Regions from separate parts of the Homo sapiens genome. Here region 2 is linked to region 1. The links are chromatin contacts, found by Hi-C or POLR2A ChIA-PET in ENCODE. All regions are on one chromosome and are shown on one strand. The core of a region is the stretch at or near the end of the contact, and the rest is flanking DNA. Distances in the headings are between cores, read along the strand shown.

Region 1 (4,832 bases), core at 647-3,146:
CTCAAAAGTACTTTCTCCTAAAACAGTCTCTTAAAACAGTGTTTGAAGGTTAAATAGATTAATATATGCATTGTGACTTAATCTTCTAACTAACAATCAATTGTGCCAAGTCCTCATTAATTCTCCCTCCAACAAGATGACATTAAAATGTCCCATTGTAATATTTTAAATTCTTTTCTGGCAGGGGCAGACCTTGAGAAATATTGATCATACTTTAAAAACTCAATTGTCTGAATAGATGGCACATGCCATCATTTCCATAACATATTTCATATAGAAATTCTCAGAAGATGGAAGATGGAAGAACAGGATTTCCCATCTGTGGCATGGTACATGCTCCACCCTTCCCTCATTATACTGCTAACAGCTGCCCTGCCTCAAGTTTATTCAGGTGTCTTTAAAATTCGTTTATGTTTCTGAAATTTTTGAAGTAATAAGTTTTATAAACTTAATACATACTAGTGAGATCGTATTTCCTGGTCTTTGTCTAAAAATCGTCTCTTTCATTTTATTCTAATATTTGCATATGTTCCTCATATCTATTGATTTGAGGATTTTTTTTATTCTTTACACTGCTTGATAACCTTTTGAAAATTCACCATGGAAGAATGACTATCACAGGAGAACTGGTACTTGGAAACCTTGAGGCATTACAAGAAAAGTCTCGGTGTAATGTGCAAATGCTTATAAGCAAGAAGGTGATTTGCCATGACCTTCATAACCCTAGTGTTTACAACAGTGCCTGTTCTAGAGTAAGCAATCAGTAGATTTTTTATTTTTTTTTTTGAGATGGAGTTTCACTCTTGTCACCCAGGCTGGAGTGCAATGGCGGGATCTTGGCTCACTGCAACCTCCACCTCCCAGGTTCAAGTGATTTTCCTGTCTCAACCTCCCAAGTAGCTGGGACGACAGGCGCCCGCCACCACACGCAGCTAATTTTTGTATTTTCAGTAGAGACGGGGTTTCACCATGTTGACCAGGCTGGTCTCGAACTCCTGACCTCAAGGGATCCACCCACCTCAGCCTCCCAAAGTGCTGGGATTATAGGCAGAGCCACTGCGCCTGGCCCCAGCAAGGTATTTTTTTGAAGTCCAATGCAAGTGGTGATTGTCCGACCAAAAAAAAAAAAAAAAGAAAAAATCTCAAATATTTCCTAGCTAGAAAATGTCACCACATCCCTCTCTCAATTTTGGAGATTTTTTATCATGCCTAGCAACAATATTGGAGAGTAAAATGTAAAAACCATTTCATTGGTTATAAAGCACTGGAAATATGATAATTAGGGCAGTCCAGATGCTCACTCTTCCTGTTGGAATTATATTGACATTATCATTTCATTTTGTTTGTTACTCATAACAGTATTCCCATCTTGGCACTTAAGCAGAAAAGCTTCACTTGTTATGGTTGTTTCACAGTTGATTCCATTATTTGACTTCCTGTTTTCACAATTTGCCAACCAATCAAATATATCTGTGGTTTTAAAACATGTGTCAACTGAACAGATATCAAGAATAAAATGCACATATACATCCCAAAAGACCTCTGTCAAAATCAGTAAGATTGCACAAGGCAGGAACCTCGGATGGCACTTTAACAGAAGAAAATTGTCAGAAATTATTTCATTCAATGTAGTATCTGAGCTTTAATAAACCATGTCTTATCTCTTTTGGCCAGTGGACAGTTTCTAATTGGTAAGGGTCCAAGGTAAGGCAAACAAATGCAAGGAAACCTGTCTGCCTGACTTTATATATCAGCAAGATAGTCCTATCGTACATCAACGAACAGGCTTCAAGTTGACAACAGGAAAAATGTGACTCAGCTTATACAAAAGGGGAAGTCCCAGCGTTGGGCTCAAACAATGGGTCTGTCATTTTACTGCTTTGCTGGTCTGTCTTACCTTTTTGAAGACATGCACGGGTTGAGGACTCATCAATCTTCTCGGTCCTAGGCAGGGTCAGTAAATTTAGTATCCAGGGAGAGGCATTATTCCAGGTCATGAGCAGAGCAGAGGAAACAATGGGGAACTTGTGGTCAGGCTGGTAAAGTGATACCTTAAATTCCAGGAATACTTGATTTGGGAATGGAAACAGGATAGGCCCAGCAGCAAAACAAGAGCAGCACAAAATCCTCCTTAGAATGATCAGTCTAGTGAATGAATTAAACAAAGAAAGCAGACTGTGAGGGATATGTTTATTTTCTCCTATACTCACATATCTGCAGTTCCTTCTGCAGAAGATGTTACTGCAGAAGCAGTAACAACTAACTCATTGATGCAAAAACATTTTATGATATGACACTAAACACTGTGTATATGTGATTTACACGTTATGTGTTAATTTGAGTTTTAGAGGGATCTTTAAGTCATATAGGGCTGAGGAAAACATGTACTTCTTTGGCAACTGAGCTACATCTTACATAAAATAACACCACCAACACCGTATGGGCAGACCTCACTGTGGAGTCAAAGGCAGAAATAGTATGTTCTCCAAATGAGTCACTCCCAGAGGTCCTGTGGTCTTTAAAAACCTGACCACTATTATTCTCTGTGCTTATAGGTTGTTCTTAGTTGCTGCCTTGAGGCTTCCCCTCACTTCACTGTTTCCACTTCTTCTTTATTGACTTTTGTGAAGTCACCATTCTCTTCCTCTTTCATGGTAAAGTGATGGTAAATGTGGGTGATTAGGATGTTCAGTGAAGCACAGACTTATTAACAGGAACCAGGAGGAATGGCTAATGTTGCTAGGGTTTAAAAGTTTTACATAAAAGACAATCACAGTAGTAAAATAGTCATCAGTAAGAACATGACTTTTCTTGTTTCATTGAAAAAATGTTTAGTACTTTTGACTGAATTATTTCTAGAGTATGACAAATCTGTTTTATTGTTTTCCTATAACTTGGGGTCATTTTGTTCTGGCCTGTGGTATGCAATGCCCCAGAATATTTTATATATATTTTTTTTATTTTTATTTTTATTTTTTTTTGAGATGGAGTCTTCCTCTGTTGCCCAGGCTGGAATGCAGTGGTGTGATCTCAGCTCACTGCAACCTCTACCTCCTGGGTTCAAGCAATTCTCCTGCCTCAGCCTCCTGAGTAGCTGGGATTACAGTGCATGCCACCATGCCCGGCTAATTTTTGTATTTTTTTTAGTAGAGACGGGGTTTCACCATGTTGGTCAGGCTGGTCTCGAACTCCTGACTTTATGATCCGCCCACCTCGGCCTCCCAAAGTGCTGGGATTACAGGTGTGAGCCACTGCGCCCGGCTGCCCCAGAATATTATTAAGGATAGGTTTTTACTTCTAGTATAACCATATCTTCCTTATCTTTGTATGCTTAATACACAGTCAGTGCCTGAAACCTGTCAATCGCTTAATAAGCGTTTTTAATTGAATGAGTACATTTTCAAATATATCTTGATTAGTTACACTTTCTTTGAAAGAGCCCCCCAAAATAGATATAATTTTATAAAACTAGTACAGGGCTGAAACTGAACAACAAAACTGGAATTCCCTCTCCTGGGCCTCTCCAGAAAATATAGCTGAGATTGATCCTTTTGGTCACCACAGAAATAAAGAATGAATAAAAAGAGCCAGCAAAAAGAAGTCTTTAAAGACAACAAAGAGACTCTGTAGAGTTTTATGACAGGTTTAGATAATTAAAACTCATCACAAGGAAGGACATTTAGGAAACAGGAAGGGCTGACTTCATTCTACCCACAAGATTTCCAGAATCTTTCTTGATTCAGATGAGAGTGGAGGTCCCTCTTCTCCCCATTCCCACCCCACTCTTGAGTGCTGTGCTGCTTCTCCTTTCTCTGTTCCTGTTCTCAGTCTCCCATGTCACACAATAGTAACAAAATGACTAAAGTCTTACTCACTGAATATATTATGTGAGCCAAAAACAAGTGTTCTGGCAGCTTGGTGAACTTACCAAATCTCCTGAGTCTCAAGGTAGCACTGGCTTAAAGTCCTTGATGGAGCTTGAAGAAGAAAGTGTAATACATCTGTTCTCAAAATTCACTTGACTAACTCCATCACCTCCTTCAAGTCTGGGCAAATCTCACCTTCTCAATAAAGCCCGCTCTGACTGTCCTCTTTAATGCCGCAAACTACCCCTTCCCCAACACTACCTTCTGGCATTCCTGATCTTTCTTATTCTACTGTTTTTCTTTTCAGTGATGTTTATCATCTTCAAACATACTAGCATATCTACTTATGATGATTTTCTATTCCTGCCTCCCACTTGAATGTAAGCTTCACAAAGGCAGAGATCATAGTTTGTTTTTTAATATATCATAAGCCCCAAGAACAGTGTTTGGCCCATAGTAGGTGCTCAATAAAGATTGGTAGGATAAAATAATGAGTATTAATTAGCTATTGCTATGACACATGACTGAAGGAATTTATATATATTAAAGAGAAAAAGTACAAATAATGCCCTGTAATACAGTATGATGAGTGCTAAACTATCAATATAAAACAAGAGCAATGGAATGAATAATTCCACAGAACAGTTCTCTGTTCTAGTAAGGTAGCCAAAAGTGGATCATAAGAGAGGGATGATGGATGTGGAGGTATCAAGAAGAGATTTCAAGTGGACTCTCAGCTTATTTTTCCTCATAGGAATGGAGTCTTCTTGTTAGGAAGATGAGATTTCCTATCTTCTGTATCACAACTTGAGTCAGCAAATGGAGTGGGAAGAATAAATTGGTAAACTGGAACTCACCTATTGAGTCTCTTGGCTTTCAGTTCCCTTTTTAGCCATAGTATAGGCCTCCTTCCCTTTCCCATATCATTTACTGCAGGTATTGGGTCTTACAAAACCTATTATCTTC
Region 2 (4,394 bases), core at 1,603-4,102, 180 kb before region 1:
AAAGTTTAAGAAGCGCAGCTGTCTCTATAACATAAAAGGACAAGGTGAGGCAGCAAGTGCTGATGTAGAAGCTGCAGCAAGTTATGCAGAAGATCTAGCTAAGATCACTGATGAAGGTGGCTGTACTAAACAGCCTACTATTGAAACAAGGTGCCATCTAAGACTTTCATAGATAGAAGTCAATGCCTTGCTTCAAAGGACAGGCTGACTCTCTTGTTACAGGCTAATGCAGTTGATGATTTTAAGTTGAAGCCCATACTCATTTACCATTCTGAAAATTCCAAGGCCCTTAAGAATTATGCTAAGTGTACCCTGCTTGTGTAGAGTAATGGAACAACAAAGTCTGGATGATAACACATCTTTTTACAACATAGTTTACTGAATATTTTAAGCCCAGTGTTGAGACTTACTGCTAAAAAACAAAAAAAAAAAACAAAAAACAAAACCAAAACCTCCTTTCAAAATATTACTGCTCAAGGCACCTAGTCACCCAAGAGCTCCGATGGAGATGCACAAGATTAATGCTGTTTTCGTGCCTGTTAATACAACATTGATTCTGCAGCCTATGGATTAAGGAGTACTTTTGACTTTCAAGTCTTATCATTTAAGAAATATATTGTTAGTCTACAGCTGCCAAGATAGTCTTCTGATGGATCCGGGCAAAGTACATTGAAAGCCTTCTGGAAAGGTATCACCATTTAGAAGTTATTAAGAACATTCATAATTCATGGGAGGGGGTCAATATATCAACATTAACAGGAGTTTAGAAGTTGATTCCAACCCTCATGGATTACTTTGAGGAGTTCAAGACTTCCGTGGAGAGGTCACTGCAGATGAGGGAGATGTAGCAAGAGAACCAGAATTAGAAGTAGAGCCTGAAGATGGGGCTGAGTTACTGCAATGTCATGAAAAAACTTGATAAGAAGTTGCTTCTTATGGATGAACAAAGAATGTTTGAGATGGAATATACTTCCAATGAAGATGCTGTAAACTGCTGAAATGACAACAAAGGATTCAGAAAATTACAAAAACTTAGTTGATAAAGCAGCAGCACAGTTTGAGAGGACTGAGTCCAATTTTCAAAGAAATTCTGCTGTGGGTTAAATGCTATCAAACAGCATTGCATGCTACAGAGAAATCTTTTGTGAATGGAAAAATCAATTGATACAGCACTTCACTGTTGTCTTATTTTAAGAAATTGCCACACACACAGCCATCCCAGCAACCTTCAGCAACTACCACCATGATCAGTCCACAGCGATCAATACTGAAGCACGACCCTCCACCAGCAAAAAGATTAGCACTCACTAAAGGCCCAGATAATTGTTGGCATTTTTTTAACAATAAATTATTTTTAAAGTATATATTTTTTAGACACAATGCTATTGCACACTTAGTATGTTACAGTATAGTATATAAATAACTTTTACATACAGTGAGAAACCAAAAAGTCCTTACAACTTGCTTTATTGTAATATTCATTTTATTGTGGTATGGAGCCAAACCCACAATATCTCTGAGGTATGCCTGTATCATATTTTTTAATCAAAAAGATGAAATTTTAGAGAAAAGGGAATCAAAATGAATATAAATCACAACATTCCAAATGTATAAATGGAGAAAAGGAAACTTTAGGAGCACTAAGAGTGTCAGCATTATCATTTCCCCCAACTCATGAAGACTGAAGATAATAATTTCCCTATTAGCCAGAAATCTTGTGAAACTAATATATTTTACCTTGAATTAAAAAATATTTAAAGTTCGTACATTAGACTGCCTATGGTCGTTATTTTCTCATTTTAATAGATTGTTTTTTTGCTGCCTAGCTGTCTCTCCAGGAGATAATATACAAAGAGCTAAATAGGCGAATTGATCTAAAACAGATACATTCAAATTTTACAGGATCTGAAGAGAGGGAAAAATAAACATGCACGATTATTTAATTCTTTTGGAAAAACTGCATGTAAGTGAAGTTCTCTTTCACAAGACACAAGCATCGGTAACTTGACAAAAAATGTAAGCTTCAGATTTTTATGAGCCTTTACAAATTGCTGCCAGACTCAAGATTTAAAAAAAGAAGGAAAATCCCATATCTGAAGATAAATTTGCTAATTCTGGATAAACGCCATGTGTCTCAGTACATTTCTGGCACTTACCTACACATCTGCAAGATGGGAAATCATATTGAGTCTTGACAGGTGTATCCAATAAATTTTTTATAGGAGTATCTAGTAATTTGGAAGGTGACTCTATAAAATTATTGAGAACAGAAGCAGCTGTTCTTTTGGTTGGTGTCTTTTCTGAAGAAGTTGTTTGCTGCTCTAAAGCTGGGGTGTGGCTATCAAGTTCTGCAGCAGTGGTTTGTCTAGTCAAAACTGTGACTGGCCCTGACATTTCAACTTTTACTTGCTTCTGTGATTTGAGAGTAAGAGCCTTATGGTCAAATAACGACTTGGCGTGAAACTGCTTCAGATGCTGCTCCATGGTCTCAATGATGCTCTTTTGCTGCACATTATCACAGCTTGCAGGTGGATTCTCTTGCTTAGTTACCTTTTTCCATGTTTTGTTTTCTGGTGGTGCTGTGTGCATACAGGCATGTGGCTTGCATCCAGGTTCCACCTTAATTGGCCTGTGCATCTGACTATGGCAAGACTCAGTTTGGGGTTGCTGTGTTTGCTGCTGTTCTTGCTTCTGTAAGAGATGCCACCTTAGAGCAGCATGCTTTTGAGTGTCCTTCTGGGGAGGGGTCTGAGTGTGACTTCCTCCCTGGTCAGGCACAGGAAAAACATTTGCATGGTTATGTATCAAGTACCTTTGCTGAGCAAGTTGCGCAGCTTGTTGACCAGACATATCTTGGTTTCTATTTTTATATCCCTGTAGAACTGAAGCTTGTTGTGACTTCTGCTCCTGTTCTTGAAAGCACCTGTGAAGAAGATCTTGCTTTGGGATCACATTATTTGGAAAATATTGCATGTGATGCAAGTTTTGGGTCTTGTTTCCTGCAAAAAGTTCAGGATGTGTAGTCTGTTCTTTATTCTCTGAAACTAGGTGTGTATTGTTTGAACAAGAAACCTGTATTTTGCATGCACTTGATTTCATGGTCTGACTATAAGGGGAATTTCTACGATTTATATTCTGTACTTCCTCCAGTCCCATTTGGACATTATGAGTCTCGAACTCGCTTGATTTTGAATACTGATTTTCACCATGAAAACATTCTTCCACTTTAGTCTGGCCAAAGAATGATCCTTCTCTTTGCTGATCATTGTTGCTTTGGGGGTGAGGAAAAGTCTGGAGTATTTCCTCTTTATTCTTTATTTGTAATTTTTGCTGCTGTTGCTGGTTTTGAGGGAGATGTGAACTCTGGGATGGTTGTGTTTGTGCTGCCTGTTTATGAGGCTTATGTTGCAAAAGGTGTGAGTTTGAAAATGGCTCAGTCTCTGAAGCCTGTTGATTCAAGTGCTGTTTCAACACTGGGGACATAAGTTTTTCAGTTTGGGAATCTGCTCTTTGTTGAAAATGAAATCTAGTGCCACACAGTGACTGCACATGAGCTTTTGGTAAATGGTCTGTTTTGGAGAAGTGCACCTGGTGTGAGGGTTTTTGGAACTGGAGATGTTGGTCCACTGTACCTTGGGACTGCCCTTGATTCATTTCAACTTGGTACATTTGTGACTTGTGCTCCAGCTGTGTTGTTTTCTGGGTGTAAGCTTGCCTTGGGAGCCCCCCAGGCATGTTGGAATTTCCAGTGTATTGTTTGGAGGTCATTTGATTGGAGAGATTGGGTTGATACTGAAGAATTGATGGCAGTGATGCCTCATTACGTTTTAGATGGGATTCCGCTTGGTGAAAACGAGGGGCCTTCAATTCAATCCATCCTGGTTTCAGATAGTGCTGTGTTGGGGGCACAAGATCTCGTGTTTGCTCCTTGTCTCGACCCTTCAGAATCTCTTGCTCTTTGTTTCTCATCAACTGCTGGCAGTTGTCCTGTAGCTCTCCACTGCTACCAAAAATTGGTGGGTTATGCTTGAGGTGTTCTGACATTGGTCTTGTTTTCTCAGAACACAATGGAACAGTCATTGTCCCTGCAGTCTGTATGTCATTCCTGTTCACACAATTATTCTGAGGCCTTTCAGAAAGCATCGGAGAAGGGCTGCATACATGTGTAGATGGATTAGGACTCTGGGAAGGTGGTGCCTCAGGTTTACCCTCTATTTTCACTTCCCTTAAAAGTGTTGTGTTACTTTGGTTGGGGTAGTGGTGGTGTTCTTCTAAAACTCCACCATTCAGAGTGCTTTTTCCTTCTGAAGGAAGCTGAGGAACCTGTGGAAGAGGAGGAGGGGGAGAAAGAAGCAATTGTGATGGTGGTGGTGGTGTGGTAGTGGCAGAAAAGG

Evidence for each region. A loop is a pair of places that touch in the nucleus more often than their neighbours do. ChIA-PET counts read pairs that join two places held with the same protein, here RNA polymerase II (POLR2A). Pooled maps may share reads with other maps.
Region 2: a loop to region 1 is called in a map with no recorded cell type, with 7 times the contacts of the local background. The contact joins two enhancer-like sites. A Hi-C loop is called at or near these places in 7 of 37 single-sample maps with no recorded cell type and 7 of 50 pooled maps. POLR2A ChIA-PET finds 5 or more read pairs at or near these places in 2 of 52 experiments (AG04450 and OCI-LY7).

The regions. Positions count from the first base shown.
Region 1 is chr4:105,058,540-105,063,371 of GRCh38, reverse strand. No RefSeq gene overlaps it. Among named protein-coding and RNA genes, the nearest start is that of TET2, 86 kb to the left of the region's middle. RefSeq lists enhancers at 2,320-2,419, 3,895-3,964, 3,985-4,084. Within about 2 kb of position 1,896, at least 7 of the 41 ENCODE cell types and tissues checked have a DNase peak (open chromatin) inside an H3K27ac peak, as active enhancers do.
Region 2 is chr4:105,235,114-105,239,507 of GRCh38, reverse strand. It overlaps TET2 (tet methylcytosine dioxygenase 2), which reads right to left. Exons shown (of 11, transcript NM_001127208.3): 3 at 2,157-4,394. All of the region lies in intron 2 of TET2-AS1 (TET2 antisense RNA 1), which reads left to right. Among named protein-coding and RNA genes, the nearest start is that of TET2, 90 kb to the right of the region's middle. Within about 2 kb of position 2,852, at least 2 of the 41 ENCODE cell types and tissues checked have a DNase peak (open chromatin) inside an H3K27ac peak, as active enhancers do.